2 separate regions of the Homo sapiens genome follow, and region 2 is linked to region 1. A link is an interaction called in ENCODE POLR2A ChIA-PET data of the cell type or tissue named here. Cell type or tissue: OCI-LY7. All regions are shown on one strand. Links, peaks and the distances in the headings refer to the core of each region. The heading gives the core; the rest is flanking DNA.

Region 1 (5,000 bases), core at 1-5,000:
GGACAAAGGCCACTGGCAAGAGGTGACTTGCTGGTCTCATACTCCCAACCTCAGGTGATCCGTCCGCCTTGGCCTCCCAGAGTGCTGGGATTACAGATGTAAGCCACCACACCAAGCCAAGAGGTAACCAGGGGGTTCCCAGGCTGTAAGAACAGCAAGAGCAAAAGGGTAAAAAGCTCAGTCAGTTCAGATCAGCCACAAGAGCTGTATGGCCAAATCACCACATGGGAGAAGGAAAGTGGAGGGTTGGAGCAAGGGTAGGGTGAGGGATTTAAGTTTTATCCCAAGAGCAAAGGAAACCACTGAAACATTCTCAGCAGAAAAGTGATACCACTTGATTTTGGGCTTGAAAATATTTGTCTACTCTGTGGTAAATATCACTTAGTTCTGCAAGTGATAAACAAATGTTAATACTTTCCCTGCAGGGATAAGAGCATTAAATGAGATAACGTATGCAAAGTATTTGGCACACCGTAGATGCTCCATAAATATTAGCTTCCTTTATTATTCCCTGGAAAAAAATCTTTTTTTTTTTCTTTTTTTGAGACAGAGGATCTCACTCTGTCAGCCAGGCTGGAGTGCAGTGGCGTGATCATGGCTCACTGCAGCCCCAACCTCCTGGGCTCAAGTGATCCTTCCACCTGAGCCTCCGGAGTAGCTGAGACTACAGGCATTTGCCACCATGCCTGGCTAGTGTGTGTGTGTGTGTGTGTGTGTGTGTTGTGTGTAACTCCTAGACTCAAGTGACCCTTCCACCTTGGCCTCTCGAAGTGCTGGGATTACAGGCCAATGTACCCGGCTGGAAAAAATTCTTAGAAGTCATCTTGCTAGGCTGACTCAGAAATGAGCAAACTGAAGTAACGTGTCCCAGTTCACACGGCTAATTAGTGCCACGATAGTGCAAGTGCAGCCTTGGGCAAATTCCTTCACCTTGAGCTCCAGGTTTCATACAAGTACACTTTAAATAAAGAATATCTACCTTAGAGATTTCAGTGAGGTAATGTCTTAGAGTACCTGCAAAGTGTACACTGGAAGTACTCAAAATTAAATGACAATCTTTATTATTATTATTATTATTATTATTATTCCTGCTCCTTTTCTCCAGCTTTCTTTCACCACTAGCTCACGTACTTCAGGGATTTTTGGGGTTTTTGTTTGTTCGTTTGTTTTGAGACGGAGTTTCGCTCTTGTTGCCCAGGCTGGAGTGCAATGGCGCGATCTCGGCTCACTGCAACCTCCGCCTCCCGGGTTCAAGTCATTCTCCTGTCTCAGCCTCCCGAGTAGCGGGGATTACAGGCATGCGCCACCACGTCTGGCTAATTTTGTATTTTTAGTAGAGATGGGGTTTCACCATGTTGGTCAGGCTGGTCTTGAACTCTTGATTTCAGGTGATCCACCTGCCTCAGCCTCCCAAAGTGCTGGGATTATAGGTGTGAGCCACAGCACCCGGCCAGGGAGTTTTATAAATTAGATTCAGAACGTGTGTTTTTTCCTGAAAAAAGTGAAAGCAGCTTTAAGTAGGATGAAAAATAATCCTCCAGATATGTTAGGCTTCTCTCTCTAGCCATTTCTGGTGTTGAGGCTCTATCAAAATTCTTTACTAAAAATAAAAGATAAACTTGCTTTTTTTTCTGGTGTGTGTGTTTATTCAATTGAACAACTACTCTACATTCTGAAGTGTTTTTAACTCATGCTTGGAACTGTGGACATTTAAGTTATTTCAAAGGACACTATGGTGGGTGACTTTCAAGTTATGGTCAAAGGCAGACAGTGGACAAGGCCACAGGACCATTCCAGCACCATTCCAGAGGGCAAGTCAGGCAGAGAGAAGATGCAAGTGATTCATGAAAAGCCAAAGTTAGAAGGCAGTTTTATTACAGAATAAAGGAGGTAGGCTGTACTTTTCCCAAAAGGCCATACCTGGGGTTGCTGGAAGTAGGTCCTCTCTTCTCTGACATTTCTGAAGTCCCCTTTGTTGTATCCCCCTCCAAGCTCTGATTTTTGGCAGCCACTTCAGCAGGGGCTGGGAGTTCAAGCATCTCCTCATCTTGCTGCCTAGCCCTGCCACTAGAAATATCTGTCTTATCCTCTGTGACAATGGCCTGGGGCTGACTGGACAGGGGTTTGCTCAGAGGCTGCAGAAATGCATCAAGCTTCTGTTCCCGGGAATCTGTACGAACCATCTGGTGGGCATAGACCTTATCACTACTTCCAGAAGTAGAAGACGAGGTCAGACTTGTTGTGGATTTAACCATCTCCCCAGAGGGGCCAGCAAGTCCTGGTAGCAAAGTCTGTATTAAAAAAAAAAAAAAAAAAAAATATATATATATATATATATATATAGTGGAGAGACTCAGAATAAGAAGTATAGATATACAGGTCCCCAAATGGAGCAGTACTAAGAAAGAAGCTAGTATGAGGTATAATTATCATTGTTATAGAAGCAATTCTGCCCGAAATTTGAAGTATAAAAGGTTTACAGGTATAAAATTCAAGAATTAAGCAAAATCCTTATAATCTTAAAATTATCTTGAAATGGAAGTATCAGTGTAAAATTTTCATATTTTTGTCTTGGGGGGGTGCTCCCAGAAGAAGACTTTTTTTTATTGTGGTAAAATATATATAAAATTTACCATTTTAACCATTTTTAAATGAGAGCTCAGTGGCATTTACATTGTTGCGCAACCATCACCACCAGCTATCTCTAGAACTTTTTCATCTTCCCCAAACTGAAACTCTGTGCCCATTAAACAATTTCTCACTTCCCCTTCCTCCCAGCTCCTGGCAACAACCATTCAACTGTCCATTTTTAAATATACATATTTCCTAGCTCTGACCACTGGAAAAGCCTAAAAGTAATGACTACTCAGTAGCAATGAGGACTCCCAGATCCCAGATTATAGTCTCTAAATACCATTTCCCACTAAAATGAACTAGAGCTCCTCGGAGAAAAGGCCTATTCCAGGGTTTGGGCTGGGAAAGTATAAAATGTGCCTGCAACATCTTGTCTTGTCAGAAACAAGGAAATTATCAAGACAAATGGAAATCCATCAAAAGGTAGAGGGCCCTAGCTCCAAGGGCTTGCTTCCATGGGACTAAGACGGGATAATTTGAGCACCAAAAAGAAAAATGACTACAATTGATTAAAATATGTTGCTCTGTTAACAGCTATGACAAAATACTGAAAGAGCAAAAAACTGAAAGTGAGGAGGGAGGAGATGGAGAGGGAGGGAATAAGAGAAGGAGAAAGAGAAGGGAAAACGTAATTAAACACCACTGGAAATTACTAGGACACCATTCATTCCTTCGAAAATTGATAGCTAGAGGGATATAATTCAGCATTTGGTCTTACTTTCTAGTAAGAACTGTACTTCAGGACAACCAAATAGCTATTAACAAGGGAAAGTTCTTCTATACCAAAGAATTACAGTCAATACAGAAGAAATGATAAAATCAGAAAAGCATAATCTTGCAATCTAATGAAATAACTGATTCAGGTAATGGTCATCACAAAAGGTGAAACGATTAAGCTACATGTTGATGGATAAGTTTACAATGAGGGAATCAGGCTGTCACCAGCTGAACCCACTTATGAATCTTATCACCAGAATGATATAACAACACATTATGCTCCTCCTGCTGGGGTATAATAAGAAGTACAGGGCCAATGGAAACAAAAAGGTACAGTGACTTTTCTAACTTCAAAGAGACTTAAAAGATTTTTAAGAGTAGTTATGGTAATTTCTGCTTCCCAAAACCAACCAGTAAATTAAAAAAATATATATATACACACACACACATACACTTAATATACGTAAGTATATATATACACTTAATATTTATTTAATATGTATATATTTTTGTCCAAGGTTCCCAGCTCATAACTCCCATAGTCCTGTTATCGTCTTCTGTTATAATGTTGGGGTGCTTTAGGCCTCAGAAGGTCTTAGGCAACAGAATTTCTCTTACCTTCTCCTGCTTTCCTTTCACTTGCCCAAGGCAGGACTCTAATTTGATTGTGGGTCATAAGACCCTCATTCCATAGGGGTCCTGCCCCATATCCTGGAGGAAAGAATGGCCACAGAGAGGCCAAGAAGAATCTGAACAAACAGGCCTCACTGAGTTTAGACCCCTTTATGTCCAATCATATTTCGACACAGTTGTCCATGTTTCAATCATGCCTGCCTAACGACGTCTCCATAAAAGGCCCAAGAAGACAAGAGTTTGCGGGCTTCCAGAGAGCTGAACATGTCGAAGCTGACAAGAAAATGAATAAGAACTCATCCATCTGCTGGGAGCCAAGTAGATGGGGACAGAAGCTCCTGCGCTCCAGACCCTTCCAGATCTAGCCCTGTATATCTCTTTATTTGGCTATTTATTGGTATCTTTTTAAATCTTTGTAATAAGTCCAGAAAACTAAGTGTTTCCCTGAGTTCTATGAGCCACTCCAGCAAATTAATCAAAAATAAAGTGGGGGGTTGTGGGAACCCCAACTTGAAACTGGTCAGAACTTCTAGAGTCCTGGACTTGTGACTGGTGTCTGAAGCAGGAGACTGGGGGCAGTCTAGGGGACTGCACCCTCAACCTGTGGGATCTAATGCTATCTCCAAGTAGACAGTGTTGGAATTAAATTGGAGGAGACCAGCTGCTGTCCACTCTGGAACTGACTGCTTGTTTAGTGTGTGGGGAGAAACCCCCACACAAGTGGTTATAGAAATCTTTTGAGTTGATTGTTGTTATGGTGAAAGATTGGAGGAAAAACACAGCAACCAAATATGATGAGTGGTATCCCCAGGGTTCCTGATTTCCATATCAAATGCATTCACTGCAAACCAGGGCTTCTGATGTACTGGCCATGATCAGTGGAGTACAAGGCACAATCTAAGAAGCAGAAAGATGGTGGTTCCATGGGCCAAAAAGTCAGGAGCCAGTGTGACCTGCTGGTGGCAGGGAGAGAAGGTATTCTGATAACCCTATGAAAACAGGGAGCAGCAAGGAAC
Region 2 (8,251 bases), core at 1,835-6,834, 160 kb before region 1:
ATTTAATGAATTTTTGGTGTCTGATTGAGGCTAAAGATTGACTGCTCTGGCACCCCTACTAGTGATTTCCATTTTTATGTCATTCAGATTACATTTATAAGACCTACTTTTCCTATAACTAGTATTTGCATCTGCATTTTCATAAAATAAGAGCAAATAAATATTCCAATAATTGAACACTACTCAAATAACTGAACACTCCCATACCATGTGGACAACCACAGGGATGCTGCTTAAACTGAAGCAATGACTGACAGTCACTACCACTGCGTGTGAGTTTCACTTGCTTGGTAGCTTAGCTATCAAAGCCAGCATTTGATGTGTAAAAGAAGGTTTAGGTATTTTGATGGAGGATGCATGAAACCCTGTTATTGACTGTGACATACTGGATTGTTTCTGTTAGCTTACTTGTTATATCTCCTCTAGACAGTTAGTTCTGGGGGAACAGTAACCACATCTGTATCTGTATACTTATTTTACTCCTAGCATCTGTACAATCTGTACATGCTGTTGTTTTTTTTTTAAGATGGAGTTTTGCTCTTGTTGCCCAGGCTGGAGTGCAATGGCGCAATCTCGGCTCAATGCAACCTCTGCCTCCTGGGTTCAAGCGATTCTCCTGCCTCAGCCTCCCGAGTAGCTGGAATTATGGGCATGCACCACACCTGGCTAATTTTGTATTTGTAGTAGAGACGGGGTTTCTACTACAGCCTGTTGATCAGGCTGGTCTCAAACTCCTGGCCTCAGGTGATCTGCCCGCCTCAGCTTCCCAAAGTGCTGGGATTACAGGGGTGAGCCACCACACCCAGCCCTGTACATGCTTTTTTTTTTTTAAATGGAAGAATAAATGATGTATGCAAAGGCTGGGCGCCGTGGCTCACGCCTGTAATCCCAGCACTTTGGAAGGTCGAGGGGGGAGGATCATGAGGTCAGGAGATAGAGACCATCCTGCGTAACATGGTGAAACCCCGTCTCTACTAAAAATACAAAATAAAATTAGCCAGGTGTGGTGACAAGCACCTGTAGTCCCAGCTACTCGGGAAGCTGAGGCAGGAGAATGGCGTGAACCCGGGAGGCAGAGGTTGCAGCGAGCCGAGATCGCGCCACTGCACTCCAGCCTGGGCGACAGAGCGACTCCGTCTCAAAAAAAATAAAATAAAATAAAATAAAATGTATGCAAGACAAGAGAGAAATCTACCATGGTTTTGAGCAGTAAGAAGCATAATTAGACTTTTTTTTTTGAGACAGGGTCTTGCTTAGTCACTCAGGCTGGAGTGACACGATCATAGCTTACTGTAATCTCAAATTCCTTAGCTCTAGTGATCCTCCTGCCTCAGCCTCCCAGGTAGCTAGAACTACAGGCACGTGCCACCATACGCGCATAATTTTTAAACATTTTTTTGTAAAAACGAGGTCTCCTTATGTTGCCCAGGCTGATCTCAAATTCCTGGGTTCAAGTGATCCTCCCACTTTGGCCTCCCAAATCATTGGAATTACAGGATTACAGCCCAGCCTAGATTTAATTTTTAGTTTTTTATTTTGATTCTGTCATATTGGTATTTGTCTTAGTCCATTTGGACTGCTATAACAAAATATAGCTTTTGTGGCTTATAAACAACTGAAATTTATTTCTCAAAATTCTGAAGGCTGAGAAGGCCAAGATCAAGGTGCCAGCAGATTCAGTGTCTGGTGAGGATCTGCTTCCTCATAGACAGCTGTTTTCTCATTCTACTATCACATTATGGACCAGGGAGGGGTGTCTCTTAGGCCTGTTTTATAAGGGCACTAATCCTGTTCATGAGTGCTCTGCTGTCATGGCCTAATCACCTCAGGAAGGCCCCACCTTCTAATACCATCACCTTGGGGGTTAGGAGTTCAACATATGAGTTTTGGCAGGACACAACATTCAGACCATAGCAGTAACAGACAATTTTTTTTTTTTTTGGAGACAGACTTTCGTTCTTGTCGCCCAGGCTGGAGTACAATGGCTCGATCTCGGCTCACTGCAACCTCTGCCTCCTTGGTTCAAATGATTCTCCTGTCTCAGCCTCCCAAGTAGCTGGGATTACCGGCGTGCACCACTACGCCTGGCTAATTTTGTATTTTTAGTAGAAACGGCGTTTCACCATGTTGGCCAGGCTAGTCTCAAACTCCTTAACTTGGGTGATCTGCCCGGCTCAGTCTCCGAAAGTGCTGGGATTACAGGCGTGAGCCACCGTGCCCGGCCGCAGATGTGGTATATTTCACGTTTGAGTATTTTTGAAAATAAAAATAAAATAAAATAACTGATAGTTCCATTCCTTAAACTTAACATTTGGGTGTGTTTTCTAGTATTTTTTCTGTATTTGTATTATTATTTGTGAGACGGGGTCTTGCTCTGTCACCCAGGCTGGAGTGCAGTGATGTGATCAAAGCTCACTGTAACCTTGAAATCCTGGGCTCAAGCAAATCCTGCCGTCTCAGCCTCCTGAGTAGCTAGGACTACAGGCGTAGGTCATCACACATGCCTGGCTAATTAAAACAAAAATGTTAAATGTTCATCTAGAACATATTGTTTAGTAACCTACTGTTTTACGTTAAAACATTATCCACTTTCTCCTACAATAGAAATTGTAATGGCTATAATACATGATTATTTCATTATCACATCTATTTTTAAGGAAACCAGGCCTAAATCTAGTTTCCATAATATTCTGATGAGCAGGACCACAGAGCAGTGATTTTGATCAGGATTGTGCCTGTTAAAAGCTGGCTACTCCATGGCATGCACAGCTCCAGGATGGGAGATTAACTTCAACAACCATTCATTTAGTTTGGTTTGATTTTCTGCCAGTCTCATGACCGACTTGAAGCACGTCCTAGAACAGAGAATGTTATGTTTGGTGTCCAAGGAAGCAGCAAACTAGAGGCGCCATCCCAAATTCTAGAATAATAGAGTCAACAATCGTTTCACACCAAAGTCATCCATTTTCTGAAGCAAATTTTGAACTAAAATGTTAAAAATGTTTTGTAAGGTAGATTAAACGTCATGTGGGGAAAATAACTTGTTAGTGCAAAAAGGAAAAGAAACTGAAAACAGACATATCTGTAGATAAATTTTCCTTTCAAGATTCTACAGTATAAATATCCATCTAAAAGATGAATTGGCTTCTTAAGCCAATTCATTGTCACTTGCTTCTGAAGTGTTTCCCAGGCACCTTAGTTATCAGCCACCCTGCCCCTAGGGTATCGAGGACAAATACGTTTCAGGTAGCTTGACAACAGGAAAGAATTTTAAGGACAAGAAACTACCTGCAATACCAGTTGGGAGTGTCCTGAAAAGTGATGTACTGAAATACTGACCCTTCCAGCTGGTTAACTTTCATAATCATGCATTTACTTTTCAATGGCAACTGAATATATGACTGCCTGATGATTCAGGGGAAAAAATGCAGTATTGTGTGTGGAATTGGAAGAGATTCAAAGTGAGTGCCATGGCAGTGACTAACTTCTTTCAAAAGCTTAAGGAAGAAACAATGCATAGGCCTTTGAGTTAGTTGGTGTAGTAAGCATTGTGTTTTCACCATCAGTATCCATTTCTATATTTTGGTGACAGTACTCCATTTTGTTCTTCCGGGAACCACTCCTCTCCTATAGTCCATGATCTTTGGGTGGACCAGAGGTAAAGCATATGACTCAAATTTGGCTAATCATAGCACAAGAGTTTTCCTTGCTACAGTAATTTGTTAAAGGATGGGAAGGTAACTCTCTATCCTTTAACAAATTACTGTAGCAAGGTAATTGGTTCAGTGAATCTAGGAGCTACTGGAAGGGATCTCTTGCTGGACTTGGACTGGAGTGAATATAGAACTAAAGTTTTTGAGAACTGTCTTGTTGCCACATGATGAAGTCTGAGTATAAGCCAATATGGAGAAAAGCTGATTGGGGTTTTTTTTGTTTTGTTTTGTTTTTAAAAGAAACAGGATCTTGCTGTGTTGCCCAGGCTGGAGTGCAGTGGCTATTCACAGGCACAATTGTGGTGCCATATAAGCCTTGGACTCCTGGGCTCAAGCTTCCTGAGGTAGCTGACATTACTACTACAGGCACAAACCTGGGCCTTTTTTTTTTTTTTTTTTTACCCCCCAGAAGGCTCTCTCTTTATTTGTCTGACCTGAAATGGGCATAAGTTGCAACAGATTGAAAATTCTAACTCTACCTTCATTTTCAGAAGTGTCTAAATTAAACATTTATAAGAAAATTGATGTTTTATAAAAACAAAAGACATGAAAAGCTCTGTATTCAAATATTTTTATTCTGTGAACATTGAAAATGCCTTCTAGGAATATGGCATTGCGGGGTGTATACAAAAAAATAGATCTTTTCTCAAAAAGCATGTAATCTGCTTGGGAAGACAAGAACATTATTAAAAAAAACCCTTTAGAACACAAGTGAGTTGTGGACAGTAATACATATAAATAATCTGAATGGCAGTATATAATAACTGATAACTATCTACAACCAAAACCAGCCTAGAACAAAAGCATGAGTAAGAGGCTTTAGGGTACACTTCTGAGCATTTTCTTTTAATTCTCAAGACATTTGTCCTTGTTTTCCTAATCTTTAGGTGGATTCATACATTTGTATTTCCTACCTGGTATTTCCTCTGAATTACTGACTTGTAATTCAAACACCACATCTGCTCCCAACCACTTCCTACCACTTCCACTGCTACCTGAATTATTGTTATAGCCTAACTGGTCTTCCTGCTCTCACCTTTGCTCCCCTAAAGTCTATTCACAATAACCAGTTTAAACTATTATTTTATTAGGAAAAATTTCAAACACACAGCAAAGTTGAAAGAATTTTACAGCAATCACTTCTGCATCCACCACTTATATTCTACCATTAACAGAATACTCCTTTAAATAATGGCAGATGTGTAGTTCCTCTGCTCAAAACCCTCCCACGGCTTAGCTTACTCAAAGAGGAAAAACCAGGCTGGGCGTGATAGCTCACGTCTGTAATCCCAGCATTTTGGAAGACTTTAGGAGGCTGAGGTGGGAGGATCACTTGCGGGCGGGAGTTTAAGACCAGCCTGGGCAACATAATGAAATACCATCTCTTAAAAAAAAAAACTTAGCTGGGCGTGGTGCTGGATGCCTGTAGTCCCAGTTACTAAGGAAGCTAAGGCAGGAAGATCACTTGAGCCCAGAAGTTCAGGACTGCAGTGAGCTATGAGCACGCCATTGCACTCCAGCCTGAGTGACAAAGTGAGACCCTGTCTTAAGGGGGAAAAAAAAAAGGAGAAAAGCCAATTTGTTACCATGGTCACCAGTATGATCTGGCCTCTGTTACCATTCTTCCCACTTGTCCTTTACTCTTCAGCCTTGTTACTGCTCCTTAAACATGGCAGGCACATTTTTGTTTTAGGGCCTTTGCACTTGCTGTTCCTTTGCTTCAAATGCTCTTCTCCCAGGTATTTACATGGCTTGCTTCTCTTTCTTTCGATCACCTCATTAGTTCTGACTCTTCCAAGTATTAAGTTGAACCATATGACCCTAATGTCACACAACTGGATTGAACCATTCAAACCTAAGGTGTAATGTCATTCTCAGGTCAAAAATTATTTTTAAAAATCAGTAATTTCATAGGATTCAAGCTTATAAAATAGCAACTCCACCCTACCCTTTCATTCTCACCCTGTTCCAATATTCTTACAGCACTATTATCTTATTTATGATTTGTATATTGTATGTAAGATCCTCACAGATAGGGAATTTGTCTGTTGTCCACTGCCGTGTGCTCTGTGTGCAGAGTAGGATTTGGTCTATAGCAGGCCTTCAGGATGCATTTATTTAAAGAATGAGTAGCTGAGACTACAGGTGCGCACCACCACACTTGGCTAATGTTTTCATTTTTTTATATTTTGTAGAGATGGGGTCCCACTATATTGCTTAGGCTGGTCTCAAACTCCTGGGCGCAAGCAATCCTCTCACCTTGGCCTCCCAAAGTGCTGGGCTTACAGTTGTGAGCTACCACACCTGGCCAAAAATGAATTCTTTTTAAAAAATTTTTCTTTTTTGAAGCAAAGTCTTACTCTGTGGCCCAGGCTGGAGTGCAGTGCCATGATCTCGACTCACTGCAGCCTACGCCTCCCCGGTTCAAGCGATTCTTGTGCCTCAGCCTCCCGAGTAGCTGGGACCACAGGTGCATGACACTATGCATGAATGAATTCTTAACATTGAAGTCAGAGTGGTCTTTTGAAAATACAAATCTGATCATGTTGCTCTCACTAAAAACTCGATTGGTTTGCAGATTTCGGAACAAAGATTAGAATCTTTACCACAGCCTCTAAGACCCTGAATGGTGGACCCTTAACTCTCCAGACTCATCTCACATTCTCTCATTTCAGTCCCTGGGACTCTGTTGCTTCTATCATGAGGTCTATTTGTGCTTTCTTGCTTTCCCCCACCTCTGCATGTAGTTTATACTCTGAGGCACTTTTAAATCTCGGCTTGAAACATCTATTCCCAGGAGAAGGCATTTCTGATACCTCAGGTTAGGTCAAGTCCCAATGCTTTTATGCCCTCATGGCAGCACATACCTACCCTTTGTAATACCTGTTAGATTTTAAAGGTACTTTTGTGAGATTGTCTAACTTACCAGTTTCATAAGAAAAAGAAACATTTTTGTTTTTGCTTCCCGTCGGATGTCTAGCATTTGCAAATTATCTAGCACATAGTGAGAGCTTAACATTAAAAAAATATATATCAACAGAAACTCTGGAATTCTAGCTCCTTAAGAGCAGAGATTGTTTTGTCCCTGTGTCAAGTACCTAATTGGGTGCTTGATTTATCTGCTGATACACAGCAGATAAATAATAGTTTGTTAAATAAGCTATAATATGAAGGATGTTTTTTACTCATTTATAGTAAGTACATAATGCAGAAAAACCGTCACTTGATAATCAGTGATTAGGTGCTCATAACATAATTGATACCTACACAAAGTCCCAAATTTTCCCCTTTCATCAACCTTTCCTCAAGACTAAGATTGAACAAAGTAATTTAGCCTTCATTTTTTCCCTGTTTATTCTCTGGTGGAGTAAAGGGTGAGTGCCCTGGGTAGGAGAATCCATGTAGAACCAGAATTAGCCATAAGTGAGATTTTGCACACTAACCAACAAACCACAGCATTCTTTTTTTTTTTTTTTTTTTTTTTTTTTGAGGTAGGATCTTGCTCTGTCACCCAGGCTGGCTTGCAGTGGTGTAGTCATGGCTCACTGCAGCTTTGACCTCCAGGACTCAAGTGCTCCACCCACCTCAGCCTCTGGAGTAGCTGGGACTACAGGTGTGGACCACCACAACCAGCTATATTTTTTTTTTTTTGTAGAGACAGGATTTCACCATGTTGCCCAGGTTGGTCTAGAACTCTTGCTCAAGGTATCTGCCCACCTTGGCCCCTCAAAGTGCTGGATTACAAGGCGTTAGCCACCATGCCCACCCAGTATTCTTGTTTTGACAGTTAGATGTTTAGAAACTTTTTTAAAAAATCCAGTCAAATGACGAGTCTTGTATTCCTCTGTTTTCCTTTGATAACAATCTGTGAAAAAACTGCAGTGGTCAGAAGATGTGTTAAAATATACACACACAAGTTGTATAATGTTGCAGGTTTATTAGGGCAGGATGACATGGAACAGTATGACCAGAGAAAGCAACCACCTTACAAATAAATCACTTTCAATTGTGTTGACCCAGATAATTTTAAAAATAAACTTGTAATTCAAGATGAGCACTAGGACAAGCTTATTAACATTTGCTAATTTAGGAGAGGAAGGGCCAAGTCAAATATAATAAAAATGAATTACTGCAAAATGGAAACTTTTTGATATGAAACATAAAAATAAATTAAAAACCTAAAGACTGTAGTATGTCAATTTCCTGGTTTTAATAAGGTATTATAGATATGTAAGATATCAATAGGGTAAACTGGGCAAATACTACACATGCCCGCTATACTATTTTTGCAACTTTTTAATAATTATATCCAAATAAAAAGTAAAAAAGAAAAAAATAACAACATGAAAAAATAAATCTAGATAGGAATTCTTAGAAGGAGAACTTAAAACAAATATACACAGTAAAAGACAATTACATTGCCAGGTTTCCATAGGCTTGTAAGGAGTTAAATAAAATTAGAAAAATGTTTCTAACACACACACAGACACACTTTTTTTTTTGGAGACAGGGTCCTGCTCTGTCATGCAGGCTGGAGG

Evidence for each region. Peaks named below come from ENCODE experiments on the same cell type or tissue, not always from the same donor. Only the 100,000 strongest peaks of a DNase experiment are listed, where the experiment ranks them.
Region 2: POLR2A ChIA-PET joins it to region 1 with 15 read pairs; 4 of 35 experiments call an interaction of 5 or more read pairs at or near these places.

The regions. Positions count from the first base shown.
Region 1 is chr3:37,022,928-37,027,927 of GRCh38, reverse strand. It overlaps MLH1 (mutL homolog 1), which reads right to left. Exons shown (of 19, transcript NM_000249.4): 12 at 1,921-2,291. Among named protein-coding and RNA genes, the nearest start is that of MLH1, 32 kb to the right of the region's middle. In OCI-LY7, for the core only: a CTCF peak has its summit at 3,619; a DNase peak (open chromatin) is centred at 2,737; H3K4me3 peaks cover 360 bases; H3K27ac peaks cover 904 bases.
Region 2 is chr3:37,178,752-37,187,002 of GRCh38, reverse strand. All of the region lies in intron 1 of LOC105377642 (a long non-coding RNA gene), which reads right to left. Among named protein-coding and RNA genes, the nearest start is that of LRRFIP2, 8.3 kb to the right of the region's middle. In OCI-LY7, for the core only: no CTCF peak of the experiment used is centred there; no DNase peak of the experiment used is centred there.